Regions from separate parts of the Homo sapiens genome. Here region 2 is linked to region 1. The links are chromatin loops, found by intact Hi-C in ENCODE. Cell type or tissue: prostate gland. All regions are shown on one strand.

Region 1 (8,000 bases):
TCTCCAAATGTAACCAAAGATTTTTTTGTATCACTATGAACTCATGGATTTAAACATATTTCATGTATTTCAATCCATTGCACTTATGATTCTTGTTAATGTTTGATTTGTCCTATCTCTGATCAGTGGAGCTTATTCAAGATGACTCCTCCACCCTTTTGACATGGCCCCAGTAGTCTTTGATAGTTTCCCTTCTATCTGGTTTGACAAAATATTTCAGGTTTATCTGCTTATACTAGATAATGTAAAATCCTCTCCATAGAGACAGTACCTTTTTTCATTTCCCCCTGCAAAGTATGAGTGCTGGCTTCCCCCACAACCTTACCAGCAGAGTACTGAGTCAAACTGCTGGATTTTTGCCAATCTGATAGGTGGGAAGTGGTATCTTTGTGTGGTTTTAATTTGCATTTATTGCTGTGAGCCAGACTGAATATCTTTTCATATAGTTAAAAGCTATTTGCTGTGAGCTATTTGTATCTCAGCCCATTTTGCAAAAAAAAAAAAAAAAGCTTTTTAGTAATCTGTAATTTCTTTGCAACATTATATTAAGCCATGTACCCATTTTTTAAAGTTAGTTTAGACAGAATATAATCAGTAAGTCCATTTAACCAGGCAATATAAATTTTAATATGTGCTATATGCTGAAAGCAAACAAAGACCAAAGGAACTAATGAGAGCTCTGGGTTACAGAGCTCCAACCCTCACTCTTCACTCATGATACTTCTTGGTCTATATGTGACATATTGGACAGATGGACTAAGTGAGAGGGCCATGGCCAATCTATACATTTTAGTTTAGGAATGTTTCTTTTATTTCTACTTTTTTTAGATGAAACAGATAACACAAGATACCACAGTAAAATTGATTTCGTTCAAATGAATGTAATTGCATTTAGGTTTTCTTTCCACACCCCAGTAGTTCAGCTTGCACATCCCCAGTGAGGGTTGGACAGAACCACTTTGGAGACCACTGACCACAGGATGAAACCCAAACTTTCTAGCTTGGGATAACAGAATGTCCATCAGAATGCAACCCCTGTCCACATTTTGACTTTGACTCACACCACTTGTTTCCTGGCTTTTGCTCTATCTAAGTCTTTGCAGTTTCCTAAACATGCCCTTCTATTTCAGGAACACTGCATCCTTCTCCCCACTGACCAGTGAGTTCCTACAGCGGGCTGCCCCACAAGCTGCACAAGCACACTGGGCAGCTCTGCTCCTACTCCATCATGAAGAGCATCTGTGGAGAACAATCCTGACCCTTTCAGGCTGATTTAGGCCCTGTCTTCCTGAGGCTCACTTTGAATGTTGTGGCAAAACCACTGACAGAGCTTTTTGAAGAGTCTAGGGAGCAAGTACAAGTCGCCCTCTTCCCTTAACTGAAGAATCGTTCTCCAACTCTCCATCATCGGGAAGGTAGCTTCAGAAGGAGGCCAAGAAGAGGTGACTGAGAACAAGGTCCAGCCTGTGCCCAGCTCCCCACTGCCCCCCAACCCCCCACCCCCCACCAACCATTACTAGTGGTCTTCCTAGAGGGGTGGCTGAAGGGTCAGAGCCTGAGTATACTTCCTTGATGGCAGAAGAGAAACAGGAGTCCTCACTCAAGACAATGGGAGAAACTGAGCTGGAGGAAAGAGCTAAGCCAAAAACTGGGCTGGAGAAGCGAGGTCTTGTATTAGGCTGTTCTTGCATTGCTAAAGAAAAACCTGAGACTGGGCAATTAAAAAAAGAAAGAGGTTTAATTGACATATGGTTCTGCAGGCTTTACAGGAAGCATGGTGCTGGCATTTGCTCAACTTCTGGTGAAGCCTCAGAGAGCTTTTCATCACGGCAGAAGGCAAAGCACAGGCAGGAAATTCACATGGTGAAAGCAGGGGCAAGTGAGAGGAGGGGGAGAGGTGCCAAAACCTTTAAATGACCATATCGCATGAGAACTCAGTTGCTATCATGAAGACCGCACCAAACCATGAGGGATCCACAACCCATGATCCAAACATCTCCTACTAGGCCCCAATTCCAGCACTGGGGATTACAGCTCAACATGAGATTGTGGCAGGGACAAATATCCAAACTATGTAAGGTCTAAAATTAATGGAGAAGTCAAGTGGAATCCAATTTAGAGTAGCTCCAGGAAGTAGAATTTCCATGGGATTCTATAGGGGAACTCTATCAGCACTGGCCCCTCTTGGGGACAGCAAACAAGGAAGAGGAAGTCACAAGGTCACACCTGTCTACAAGGCAGTGTTTCCACATTCCACCATAGCTTTGGCATTTTATCTCTCACTTCCTCTGGACCTATGCGTAGGTAACTGGCCCTATCTCCACTCTCTGTGCAAAAAATCCCCCCTGGCAGGGCCTCTCTACCATTCTCCAGCTTCAGGCCTGCAAAAGCCCCAAGATCTAACTCCTAACAGAGAGCTGAGAGGCCTCAGCCCATTTGTCAATCTAAGCATGACCAGTGACTACTAAATAAAACTGACACTTAGGCCAGGCACAATGGCTCACACCTGTAATCCCAGTACTTTGATAAGGCTGAGGCTGGAGAAGACCTTGAGCCCAGGAGTTCAAGACCAGCCTGGGCAACATAGTAAGACCCCATCTCAACCAAAACACTAAACGGACAAACAAACAAACCAACAACTGACACTTAGATTCTCATTTACCTTTTAGTATTTATCATTTAATGGATTAGAACCAAAGAGAAGAAGGAATGCGCTATTATCTCCCCAGACCTCATAGAGTTAGTTCAACTGGACAAAACTCATGAATCAAATGTACTCCACTTGAGAAAAGACTGAAAAGAAAGTGAATGGTTAGCCTAGAACTACAGTTAGCCTTCATAAATTCTGTAAAGTTTATGAAAAATGTAGATTCTAGGGCTTCTCCCTTGAGATTTTGATTCTGAAAAGTTTGGAATGATACCTTGGAATCTGAATATTTAAATTCCCCAGTAAATTTAGATGCAGGTTGTTTTCAGTGGCCTAGACAATAAAAAGGGAAAATTTAAAGTTGCAAAAGTTGCTGGGGTCACCTAAATACTGTCCAGAAGATAGCTGATCTCTGTGCAGGTTGCATCCCTGCCGTGAATTATGTAGCTGCTACCCTTGTTCTGGTTCTGAGCTTATCTACAACCTTCTGGCCATAATTTGGCATCCCTTGTGGCTTGCCTGCAGGGAGATAATTGACAGATCTGCTGACATGAGCACTCTGCTCTGTTGACAGCTCTTTCTCATTACAAAATCAATACATTGGCATTACGCTTACATTTTTATTTCTGTGGCTTTGGTTACTACAGGTCTCTCCTGAAAAGCAGTTTCTCACGGTGCAAATGAAAGTGGAGCTGATCAGTCTCACATACAGAAGAATGTTCAGAACAGTAACTTCCTGCTCTGATCCCAACAGTGTCTACCCTCCCTAGAGCTCCACCCCTGCCTGGCCTTTGTCTGCAATTTCCAGGGCCACCCACACCGTCCCCGCTCTCCCAGTGCCCTGGGGAGCCGCTCTCATTTATCAAATGCTCCTTGTTCCCTACCACCTCTCAGCCTATTAAACCGCTCTGTTCCCAGTCTCTGATCTTATCTCTTCCCCTCCTTGGCTTGAAGTTGTTGTCAATCATGCCACTCCATCTTTTTTTCTTTTCTTCCCCCACCACCCCCCACCAGCCCCCTGTGATAGAGCTACAGACAGTTTACAGCTCTTTTGGTCTGGCATGACAAAAAGACCCCTTTCTGTTATCCTCACTTAGTGCACGCCTGACCCCAGAGGGCAGTTGGGTGTGTGCCGTGGTCCTGGGAAAGGAAATGGGGGAGAGAGAAAAACTCATCTTGCCAACAGGGTTAAAGCCAGACCCATCGCTGTGTCCAATTCACCACAAATGAATGTCACTCTGTACTGTGTGTTGGCAGCCAGCTGGCTTCTCGGGCGAAACCTCTGTGAATTGCCTGAGCCACATGCCTCAGCATTCATACTGCATCACATTCAAGTTAAAGAACAGAAGAAAAGGCACACTAGATTAGACCCATCTTTCTTCCCAGGCAGACTTGGGCTCTTAACAGTGGCAGTGTCTGTCAGGTTGCCCTTCAAGATATTCACCTCAATAGATTAGAGACAGCCCCACACAGCTTCTTTTCTTTTGTAACCTATTATTTAATCCTCTCCTTTATTCTCACTATCAAATTTGTCATCATGTTCTGCCAATTTCTCTTGTCACAGTCATCATTCTAACCCTCATTATCTCACATTCCAGCTATGGAGAGGCTCTGATTTTTGTGTTGGGTCTTCCCTCTCCCTACTAAAGTGATCTTCATGAAACACTTTCATCATCTCACTGGTTGGCTCCGAGTCCTACTAGGGCAGTCAGATCCAGGCTCCCCTTCCCAGATCTCAATGGATCTCAATAACCAGCTCCACCTGAACTGATCTCATCTCAGACTCTTATCTGCGTTCAGGCCCTTCTTGGTACAGTGCCCCAAAACTTCAGCCCCATAGCTTCCTGAAGTAGCCTCACCTATGCTCTCTTCTGAATTCTGCCTTGTTTTAAAATGCCAACTTCAAACCTTGCGATGCTTCAAGTGGGCAGCTGGGATAGAGAGAGCACTGAGCATGGTGTCACAGGCAAAACCAGCTATTGGTTAGAAAAGAAAGGCAGCATACACACAAAATACCAGAAAAACTCAGTCCACACTCTGAGCAGCCCCTGCTGTGCTCTACTTGTTCACCAGGCCAAAGCCCTACACCTAACTTCCCTGCCCACTGCATCTCCAAGGCCCCAAACTGCACAGAGCAGGGCAGCCCCCCGATTCTTGGCATCCTCCTGGATGGAGGCTTGGGAATCCTGGAGATATTTTTGGTTGTCAGAACTGGGGTAGGGTTGTGGGGAGAGGCTGGCATCTAGTGGGCAGAGACCTGTGATTCTGCTAAAGCAACCTGCAATCATAGGACACACCTCTCCCAACAACAAATTATCTTGCCCAAAATGTTTATAATGTCAAGGTCGAGAGCCTTGGCCAAGAAAGAGACAAAGCAGAAAGTTAGCCTAAAAAAGACACTCATTCAAACTAGCACAAGTGAAAATTGGAAGATACTGACATAATTTAAGTAATTTTCCAGAAGCCAAGTTTGGAGATGCAGCCTCACAGGACCTGGACAGTGCTTTGGAAGCCATTTCCACCATCTTGTTCACTCTGGGGCCACAGACTGTCTTTTTCTGGTCTCTGCTTCCCTGCTTCATCCTCCTTCTACTCTCTGCTTCCCTAGCGTGTGGCCCAGATGGTCAGTCACAATCCTGACTCCACAGCAGTTTTGGGGTCAAGCCTGTAGACAGGAGTTACTTATCATCTTTGAGTTTATTTAATTTTTCAATGGGAGAACTAGATTGTCCAGTCTTGGCCAAAAAAATGGTCTAGCTTTGAGTCATACTGTAATCATCTGTGGCTCAAAGGCAAGATCCTGCCCACTGTCCACTCGGCAGGGCTGTGGTGGGCACCACAAGGAGGAGTATTTCTTCTTCAAGGATGAAAAAAAGAAGAAGAAGAAGAAGAACATTTGAGACAAAGGAAAGAGAAGTCTAAGAAGGTGAAACCATTTGGCCTGAAATCTTGATAAAATAGATGGCCAGGTCACCTACCAAGAGAGGGGACTTGGAGTAAAGCTTAGGAAACTGCAGATATAGGGAAGGTGGAGAAGAGCAGCTCTGGAGAATTTGATATGGGAGAGGCCTAGGAGGCAAAGGACCAGCAAGTGGCTCTGAGGATCTCCAGTGTGCCTGGGAAGATACCTGCTCTAACCAAAGGAGGAAAAGAGAGTCTTGCCAGGGCTCAGGTTCCTAGGGCCCCACAGATCACAAGCATTGGAGAGTCACTTTTTGTTTTCTTTCCACCTTGTGGGAAGTTCTTTGAAAGTTTGGTAAGTGACTGAGCAAATGGGAATTGTGAGAGAGATATTCCAGACAAATTAGGCTTCCAAGGCTAGATAATGAGGGGCTAAGAGTTCTCAGGGACTCAGAGCCTCTGCCCTGGGAAACCAGAGAAAGGAAGCCTGCTTTTCTGTGAAACTGGCCTTCCTCAAGTCATCCAAAGTCAGTGTCTGGGCAGCCTTCCTTCCTCCCTTCTGCTTGGGTGGTAGACCAGTTATCAATTTATTGCCCCTCACCTCCAAATACACTCCTCATTACCTGCTCTGGGATAACACAACTGGACCCTTTAAGCATTTTTCCTTTGCAGCAAACACACTGTTAAGCTTTATCAATGCAGGTGCTGGGGTATGCTGTCAGAGGGGGAGGCTATTCTTCCTAGTTCCAGTGTACTTCCATTTGCTTCTTTTTGCTCCTGCTTTAAAGCTGTGGGCTGTGAAGTGTAGAACACGCAGCGGTGCTCCACTCCAGCCAAGTGCCAGCACACACAGTGCGTGGGCAAACTTGCAGCCTTGGCCTGGAGACCACCTCCCCACAGCCCTCCCAAGGTCATGCATGTGATGTGTGCATATGGTAGTCATCTCCATGCTGTGGGAGTGTGGGTCATTTTTATTTTACTACTATGTATATGTCAGGAACTGAGGTCAAAGAAAAAAGGTGTGAATTCTCAAATTGTAAGAGATAGTCTACTTTCCCCTGTCATTTAGAAATGAAATTTCCCCGATTTAAACTTGCATGTATTAGTAGATTAACTCTCATTATGTAAGTGCATAGAACTATTAAACTGAGATCTTACATTGTTTTGTACTCTGCAAAATATACCGAAATAGAGCAGTCACTTCAAGTCTACTATTTTACTTGCTACCAAGGGCAGTGGCAGCCCACCTGAGAAGGTATTGTACATAAAAACTACATCTTGTATTCTTTTCTCAAAACTTGGGAGGTAGGAGGAAAAAAATGAAAAGGAGAAGAATGAGGAATGCCAGAAAATATGAGTAATTATTTCTGCAAATTAGATGTGTACTTATTCTTTCGGGCTGTTTCATTTTGCCCTTGCAAATGTGTATTCTGCAACCACACAGGATAATTGGTATATACCCTGAATCTCTACCTTACTTGCCCTATTGATATTTTGGTGTTCCATGAGGGAAAGCCCCAGGAAAGAAGGGGGTGGTATATTGGGGAAAGATGTTGCATTTGCAACAGTAATTCTGCTATAATACTTTGTAAGCCCAAACTCTATGCCTTCTTTTCTGTGGATTAGAACTGTTTGTCTATAATGCCAAAGTAATTTATTCCTTGGCATTTAAAAGAAACACCCAAGTAACATAATTTCAATGTGCTAAAATTAATTTCAATTTTCTGGGAAGTGAGAGTGCATATGTGTGTGTGTGATTGTGTACATGTGTATGTACACTTTTTCCAAACCTCTTGGATTGTACTGACACCATTGTTATTTCCTGAGCATGAATAAACCCTCTTCCTTACTCACCCACTCATATTTTGAAACTTGTCAGGATATGAAATAATTTGGTGCACTTTTCATGCTAAAATTATCCTTGGAGGAAGAGTTCTACACACCAAACATTCACCCAAAAAAAGACTCTAAAAATGTAAATGTTTGGTTGTTCATGCCAGTAATCAAGGCTAGAGAATTCAACCCTTCCCAAGTTAGGGAGAGAGAAAGTCTGCTGTGCATCTTGTAGCACAACTGTCACCATCCGGGCTTGGAAGCTCTGTGTTCCTTTATCTCACTACAGTACAGTAATCCCCCTTATCCACGGGGCATACGTTCCAAGACCGCCAGTGGATGCCTGAAACCACAGACAGTCCAGAAACTTATGTGCACTATGTTTGTTCCTATACATACGTATCTGTGATAAAGTTTAGTTTATAACTTAGACACCGTAAGAGATTAATAACAATAGCTAATAATAAAATAGAACAACTCTAACAAGATACCATTAAACAGTTATGTGGATGAGGTCTCTTGCTGTCTTTCAAAATACCTTATTGTACTGCACTCACCTTCTTGTGATGATGTGGGATGATAAAATATGGTGTGCGTGATGCAATGAGATGAAGTGAGG
Region 2 (8,000 bases), 430 kb after region 1:
TCACAAGTAGAACAGTGTTTGAAGTTGAGTGCTGTTCCATAATTACAAAATAAACTACAGTGTGTCCTGAGCAGCCATGACTACCAACTTTATTTAGGCTTCTGGTTCCTCATAAAGAGATCCTTAGAATATGGAGATTTACATTGACTCTGATGATATGCCTATTCATGTTCTACCTGGCCAGTGAGAACATGATCAGAATATACCCTGCAGAGCATTTTTTCTTCCAGAAATTGGTGCTTAACAGAAGTACTTTGAACTATTCTTGAGACCATAACAATAGAGATTTTATCAAGGATTACTCCTCAGTTTGGGAAGTATGGTTTTTTGGGGGTTGTGGGGGTGAGGCACAGAGTTTCACTCTTGTCGCCCAGGCTGGAGTGCAGTGGTGCGATCTTGGCTCACTTCAACCTCCACCTCCCAGGTTCAAGCAATTCTCCTGCCTCCTGCTTCAGCCTCCCGAGTAGCTGGGATTACAGGTATGTACCACCACGCCTGGCTAATTTTTATATTTTTAGTAGAAACAGGGTTTCACCATGTTGGCTATGGTGGTCTCGAATTCCTGACCTCAGGTGATCCACCCACCTCTGTCTCCCAAAGTGCTGGGATTACAGGTGTGAGCCACAGTGCCCAGCCAGGAAGTATCTTCAATCTAAAGATTTCGCCAAACTCCAAGCAACTTTTTTTTTTTTTTTTAAACATAGCTACCTATTGACTGCCTCCAAATAATTTCCTTTAAGTGCCCAAGATGTGGCTTCAAACATTAAAATCTCAGACTATTAATCTACTGTCTCAGCATAGCAGATTACATTCACTCACATATTGTAGTCCTTACAGTGTGACTGTAAAATCATACCTCTACTATCAGTCACCAGACTGGTTTCAGACATCTTAATGACTAGGGAATCATGTTGATACAGACATTGACACAGAAGTCTGTGTCTTGGAATGTTGGTAACTATGTGGATATAATCACTTTACCCATTCTACCCATATCGATCGCCTCAGCTAAAACTTCAGTTTCAGTTATGTCTTTCTCTTTAACTCTGATTTCATGCAACCCTCTTCTCTTTCCAGCCTTATTTTGACAGAAGGCTACTACTTGACCTTCCTTTAGATCACCAATCCTTTGGGACAGATATCTTCCCAGTTGACACTGTCTCTCATAACAGCTAGTTATTTTACTCCAGCTATTTCTGTGCACATCTAACTCTCCTTTCTGGGGGAGTTAACCTGTGAGTCACCATTTTGATTACTTCAGATATGCTTATTACTGCTGAAGAATAGTAATCCTTATTCTAAAATGCTTGGGTACATCAAATAACTTTATAGAGGTAGCTTTACAGGTTTTTCTTTATTTTGATTCTTTTTCTCTTACTCTCCAATTTAAGAAGCCTTTTTCTAAAAGCACTTCCTGCAGGTGGGTGCTAAGTGGTTGGGATAGCAGAACCATAGATTAGGGCAACTGTAGATAACCTACTTGGGGAGGACAGTGTGATCAGCAATGCCCAGGAAGTGATCAGGAAGGAAGGCTGAAGTCAGGGCTAATGACAGCAAGAGCTGACCTTCCCCTCTGACATTTTCCTACTTGGCTTCTGCAATGCCATTCTTTCTCTTTTTTTTTTTTTTTTTTTTATATTTTATCTAATATTTTATTTACTGATCTCTCTGAAACATGCCAAAATTCATATAGCTAAGGGAACTTACCATGCTAAAATGTTGTTCAACATGACAAATTTATACAAAACATATTTCAATGTAGTGCCTTCATTTCATTCTTGAGGAATCAACATTACATTTAGGTGGTGAAATTTAGGATACAAATATAATTATCAAATATCGTACTTCTAGTTTACTGGAAAACATAACAGTTGTGACAGTAACACCTAACACCTTGGTTAATTAAAGACAGAAAATGGGCAGGGGTGTCACAGAAGTATGCAAGGATTTGACAGTTCAAACTAATCCATAGCCCTTCTGAGAAACTACAGATGGAAAATATGTAGTAAATATTTCTGTAATATGGTGGTTTCAGTACATTATAGCACAGTGATCATCATTCCATTCATACACTCAAATAAATGCTGCTTCTGATCACTGAAAACTAGATTCAAAGTCATTGCTCAACAAGCTGATACTACAAATCCCTTATATTAACAGGTACTTTAAATGTGGAAATAAGGCAAAGCATACTTGTTAGTCACAATTACTTTTAGATATAATTGAGACTACACTGCTATACATAATTAGGTACACAGTATGTATAACAATGCATACTATGGTGTGGGGTTAATTCCAATTACCATATTTTATATTTATTGGTCACAACAGCATACATTTTATGCTCCAAAATACATGGATCTGACAAAATGGTTACATTTAATGTTCTTTTAAGGAAAGATGAACTAAATTTAAGAAGAATTGGTTTTTCCTAATATCTCATTTTCAAATTACTGATACAAATTTGCCAGAGAAACAATTACATGTTTTACCTAACATCAAATAATCTCCAGTTTCTAAGACAGATGCATTTCTTGTTCAGTTTCCAAAAGTAAATAAAGGCTTTCTAACTGAAAACATTTGCATCCCTAGCTCTCTAAAGTAAACATTAAAAAGAAAATTACAAAAAATGACCTCTAAGCTTCTGAACAGTCCACTTAGTTACATAAAGTACTTTCTGTCCCAACACTTTCTCTAATTCAAAAGATATTTACTTCCTAAGTACACGACAAAGTCTTCATTTCAAACCATTCACTCAGTTTCCATGGTAACATTGCGGGCTTCCTTGGCTACCATAAGTCGCATTAGTTGACTGTGGAATTTCTCAATCTTCTTTACATCTTGAGCTTGGTCTGTTTTATACACCAAACAAACTAAATCATCTGTTACTTTAACACACAAGTTCCCATCAGAATGCCTATATTTGAGAACCACACGTGCCTTCATAGGGTCAGCGAGGTAAAGCTTCTCGGCAGCGCGGCTGAACTCCTCCCAGGTCTGGTACTGCGGCATCGTGGCCTAGAGTGGAAAAGTAAAGAGAAGCAAGGCCTCAGAACCCGGCCCAACAAACTACCTACGTCCGGGAGTCGCCAACCGACGCGAGTCCTGCAATGCCATTCTTTCTTAGCTTTACTTCTCAGACTCCTTTTCATATACTGTGATACCTTAATTCAGCAAATGTCAACAAATTGCTCTGTACCATGTACTCTAAAGGATGCTGGGGAAGTAGTGATGAATTAAGATGCACATGGCTCTTGTCCTTCATGGAACTAAGAGTCTAGAAAATGCCGGGCGCAGTGGCTCATGCCTGTAATCCCAGCACTTCGGGAGGCCGAGGCGAGCGGCTCACGAGGTCAGGAGATCGAGACCATCCTGGCTAACATGGTGAAACCCCCCCTTTACTAAAAATACAAAAAAAATTAGCCAGGCGTGGTGGCGGGCACCTGTAGCCCCAGCTACTCTGGAGGCTGAAGCAGGAGAATGGCATGAACCCGGGAGGCAGAGCTTGCAGTGAGCTGAGATTGGGCCACTGCACTTCAGCCTGGGGGACAGAGCGAGACTCTGTCTCAAAAAAAAAAAAAAAAAGAGTCTAGAAAATAAGGCAGTAATTACAAATTTTAATAAGTGACAAATACTGCTATGAACAGCAAAGACAAAAATCCCTGTTGTATGGAGCTTGCATTCTAGTGAAGGAGGTGGGAGATAGACCAACTAAATGGTGTGAAGATAGGAAAAAATGTGGATGGGCAGAAGGGACTATTTTAGATGGGATGGTCAGGGATAGCCTTCTTAAGGAGGTGACATTTAAACAAACCAGGTAATGAGTAGAAGTGAGGATGCTTTGTGCAAGGGAAGAGCATTCCAAGCAGAAGGGTGGCATGTACCAAGTCGCTGACATACTTGACAAACTGAAAGTATATTATAGTTGGGAAAGGGAAGAATCGTGTGAAATGAAATTAGAGAAGAAGTTGAGGGCCAGTTCATGAAGGAGCTTTTAAGGCCATAGTAGAGTGTTTGAATTTTATTCTGAGAGCATCAGTGGGAAGCCAAGGAATTATTTTAAACAGGGCTGTGATATTATTATTTTTAAAAGGTCACTAGAGACAAGTGGAAATGAGAGACCTATTTAGGGGAGACATTGCAGGAGCTTATGCTGGAGGTGATAGTGGTTGGAGTAAGGTAATGTCAGTGGAAATAGAAGTTGGAAACGTGTTGAGTTTGAGATACCTTTAAAATATCCAGAAGGAAATATGTTAAGCAAACATTCTGGAATTTGGGTGAAAAGTGTAGACTGGAGATTTAAATCTGAGGGTTGTGTATCTAGGTGGTATTTAAAGCCATGGGATCAGATAAGATTATCTAAAAAGAGGTTAGAGAACTGAGTCTTGAGGAATCCCAATATTTAGAAATTAGGTAGAGGAAGCAATAAGCCCTCAGTGAGATATGACATGTCTAAAACTTGGACTCTTCATCTTCTGCCACAAACCTATTTTCATCTGCAGCCTTGCCCCCATTGCTGTTGATGGCAACTTCACTCTTCCATTACTGAGGCCAAAAACCTTGGCAGTAGTGTGTATAGTAGTAAGATTGGAAACAACCTAACTATGTATGAGAATGGAACTAGTTACATTTTGATACTCCCAATCAAGAAAATATATAAAATACTGATAGGAGTTGATTTCTGGGATATTATTAATAATAGATGTTTTTTAAGAAAGGAAGATGTAAACACTATCTTTAAAGATATATATTAGCAGATGTTTGCTTGCATGTATATAAAATAACTTCAACGTATGTGAAAAAAAGTGGTAACCAGAAGGAAGGGAACTGGGAAGCTGGGAATAGGGGTGGGAGGAAGGCTTCACCAGCCATGTGAGTATTACCTATGGTGTTCACATGAACCATGTGGGTATACTATCCTAACCAAATCAGTCTTAATCTTAGCCCTTATCATCTGGGCTGGGCGCGGTGGCTCACGCCTGTAATCCCAGCACTTTGGGAGGCCGAGGCGGGCGGATCACAAGGTCAGGAGATCGAGACCATCTTGGCTAACACGGTGAAACCCCGTCTCTACTAAAAATACAAAAAATTAGCTGGGCGTGGTGGCGGGCGCCTGTAGTCCCAGCTACTCGGGAGGCTGAGGCAGGAGAATGGCGTGAACCTGGGAGGCGGAGCTTGCAGTGAGCCGAGATTGCGCCACTGCAATCCGGCCTGGGCTAAACAGCGGGACTCTGTCTCAAAAAAAAAAAAAAAAATCTTAGCCCTTATCATCTGTCACCTAGACTATGGCACATAGCATTCTAAAACCTTAAGGACCTATCTACTGCCTGTCTCTGCATTTGATTCATTTATTCACGCAATTGCCAAGGTGATCTTTCTTTAAAGAAAAAAAAAGGCAAATAGTCACTGCCCTAAACACATCATTCTGTAACTAATGATGTGTTGTAGCAGTATTTTTCAAACTGTTTCTAAGAGGTGCTCAGGGATACAGGAATATTTTCTTTTGGGTCTTTGTGAGGGGAAGAAGGAGGATTCAACCAGAATAGTTTTTATTTTATTCAATTAATTTGCAGTTCTATGAATGCCAACTATGTACTAGGCATTGGGTATTTAGCAGTAAACATGACCTGCACTTATTATAATCTTAAATAAGATCTAATTGAAATCTGACTGGGCCCAGTGCGGTGGCTTGTGCCTGTAATCCCCACACTTTGGGAGGCTGAGGATTACTTGAGGTCAGAAGTTCGAGACCAGCCTGGCCAACATGGCAATACCCCATGTCTACTAAAAATACAAAAAAATTAGCCAGGCATGGTGGTGCACACCTGTAGTCCCAGCTACTCAGGAAGCTAAGGCAGGAGAATCGCTTAAGCCTGGGAGGCAGAGGTTGCAGTGAGCCGAGATCACGCCATTGCACTCCAGCCTGGGTGACAGAGTGAGACTCTGTCTCAAAAAACAAAACAACAACAACAAAAAAAACCCTGCTATCTGAAAACAGTTTGAAAAACACTAATTTATGGGACAAAGGCCAGGTGCTGCCTTAGCCTAACATACTCCTTTCATTGTTGTTGTTTTGTTTTGTTTTGTTTTTTTGAGACGGAGTCTCACTCTGTCTCCCAGGCTGGAGTGCAGTGGCCCGGTCTTGGCTCAGTGCAAGCTCTGCCTCCCAGGTTCATGCCATTCTCCTGCCTCAACCACCCAAGTAGCTGGGACTACAGGCACCTGCCACAACGCCCAGCTAATTTTTTTTTTTTGTATTTTTAGTAGAGACAGGGTTTCACCATGTCAGCCAGGATGGTCTCAATCTCCTGACCTCGTGATCCACCCGCCTCGGCCTCCCAAAGTGCTGGGATTACAGGCATGAGCCACCGCACCCAGCCAGCCTGACATACTCCTGATCTAGCATCTGCCCACTTTGGCATTCTGTGTCCTGGCTGTTATGGAGCATTTGTTTATTCTTTTCTTTTTTCTTTTCTTTCTCTCTTTTCTTTTCTTTTTTTTTTTTTTTTTTTTTTTGAGATGGAGTCTCACTCTGTCACCCCCAGGCTGGAGTGCAGTGACGTGATCTCGGCTCACTGCAACCTATACCTGCCGGGTTCAAGCAATTCTGTCTCAGCTTCCCATGTAGCTGGGATTACAGGCACGCGCCACCACGCCCAGCTAATTTTTTGTATTTTTAGTAGAGACTGGGTTTCACCATGCTGGCCAGGCTGGTCTCGAACTCCTGACCTCGTGATCTGCCCACCTGGGCCTCCCAAAGTGCTGGGATTACTGGCGTGAGCCACTGCGCCCAGCCCAAGCATTTATTCTTTCATACCTCCATGTCTGTGTACGTTTTGTTTCTTCTGCTTGGACTGCAGGACCCTTCCTTGCTCATCTCCTTTCCCTCACCTCTCCCTCCTCATTTTCCTAATCATCCCTTATTTTTCTGTATGCTTTCAGCTCAGGTGTCATCACTGGAATTGCCTTAGGTAAGTCTTTTCCGTTCTCTGCTTTCCCCTAGTTTAGGAGTTCCCTTCTTTGAGCTCTAGTAGCACTTTATATATACATAGCAATTATATTGTATTGAAATTTAAAATCTTCATATCTTAAATTATGAGCTCTTTGAGAGGAGGAAGAATCAAAGATACAAAGATACTCATCTTTGTGACCACAGAGCCCAGCAATGTTAAAACAAAACAAAAACAGTTAATCTTTTCAACTATCTTTAGCTCTTCCATCAGCTGCAACCAGGCCAACCCCAGGCATCGACCTTAGAAAGACTGTACCATTACTTTCTTATCTGTTCTCATTGCTGGTCATCTTGGAAGAACTACAGTCAGACTTGGTGGCTTTAAGAATAGAATGGAGGGCTGGGCGCAGTGGCTCACGCCTGTAATCCCAGCACTTTGGGAGACCAAGGCGGGTGGATCATGAGGTCAGGAGATCGAGACCATCCTGGCTAACATGGTGAAATCCCATCTCTACTAAAAAATACAAAAAATTAGCCAAGCATGGTGGCGGGTGCCTGTAGTCCCAGCTACTCTGGAGGCTGAGGCAGGAGAATGGCATGAACCCGGGAGGCGGAGCTTGCAGTGAGCCGAGATCGTGCCACGCACTCCAGCCTGGGCGACAGAGCGACACTCCGTCTCAAAAAAAAAAAAAAAAAGAATAGAACGGAGAAAATTTCAGAAGAGTGAGCAGTTCCTTTCTCTCTACCCAAACACATTGTAGACCACTCCATCTGCTTTAACATATGCCTGAAAGCCTTATCATTTCAAAGCTAGGTGTAAAAAGGTTTTAAGTACTAATATATGGGAATGATAAGAGATTGAAACTCATTGGTGCTAGATCTGTAAACCAGTATAAATAAATTACCAGACTTTTTTTGTTTTATTTGATTTGGGGGCAGTTGAGCAGAACTGTGGAATGTTGGTACCTAAAGGAGGCCTCCTACATGGAAAGAAGTTATATATGCGTTTTGCAAGTGGCAAAGTAGGGACTCCTTTGAAGACACTGGA

Evidence for each region. A loop is a pair of places that touch in the nucleus more often than their neighbours do. Peaks named below come from ENCODE experiments on the same cell type or tissue, not always from the same donor. Only the 100,000 strongest peaks of a DNase experiment are listed, where the experiment ranks them.
Region 2: a loop joins it to region 1, with 7 times the contacts of the local background. A loop is called at or near these places in 2 of 110 quality-filtered maps.

Annotation. Positions count from the first base shown.
Region 1 is chr10:91,377,911-91,385,910 of GRCh38, forward strand. The region is part of intron 3 of HECTD2-AS1 (HECTD2 antisense RNA 1); the gene reads right to left. Among named protein-coding and RNA genes, the nearest start is that of HECTD2, 28 kb to the right of the region's middle. In prostate gland, no CTCF peak of the experiment used is centred here; DNase peaks (open chromatin) are centred at 3,461 and 3,901.
Region 2 is chr10:91,804,428-91,812,427 of GRCh38, forward strand. All of the region lies in intron 1 of TNKS2 (tankyrase 2), which reads left to right. It also overlaps the pseudogene SRP9P1. Among named protein-coding and RNA genes, the nearest start is that of TNKS2, 10 kb to the left of the region's middle. In prostate gland, no CTCF peak of the experiment used is centred here; no DNase peak of the experiment used is centred here.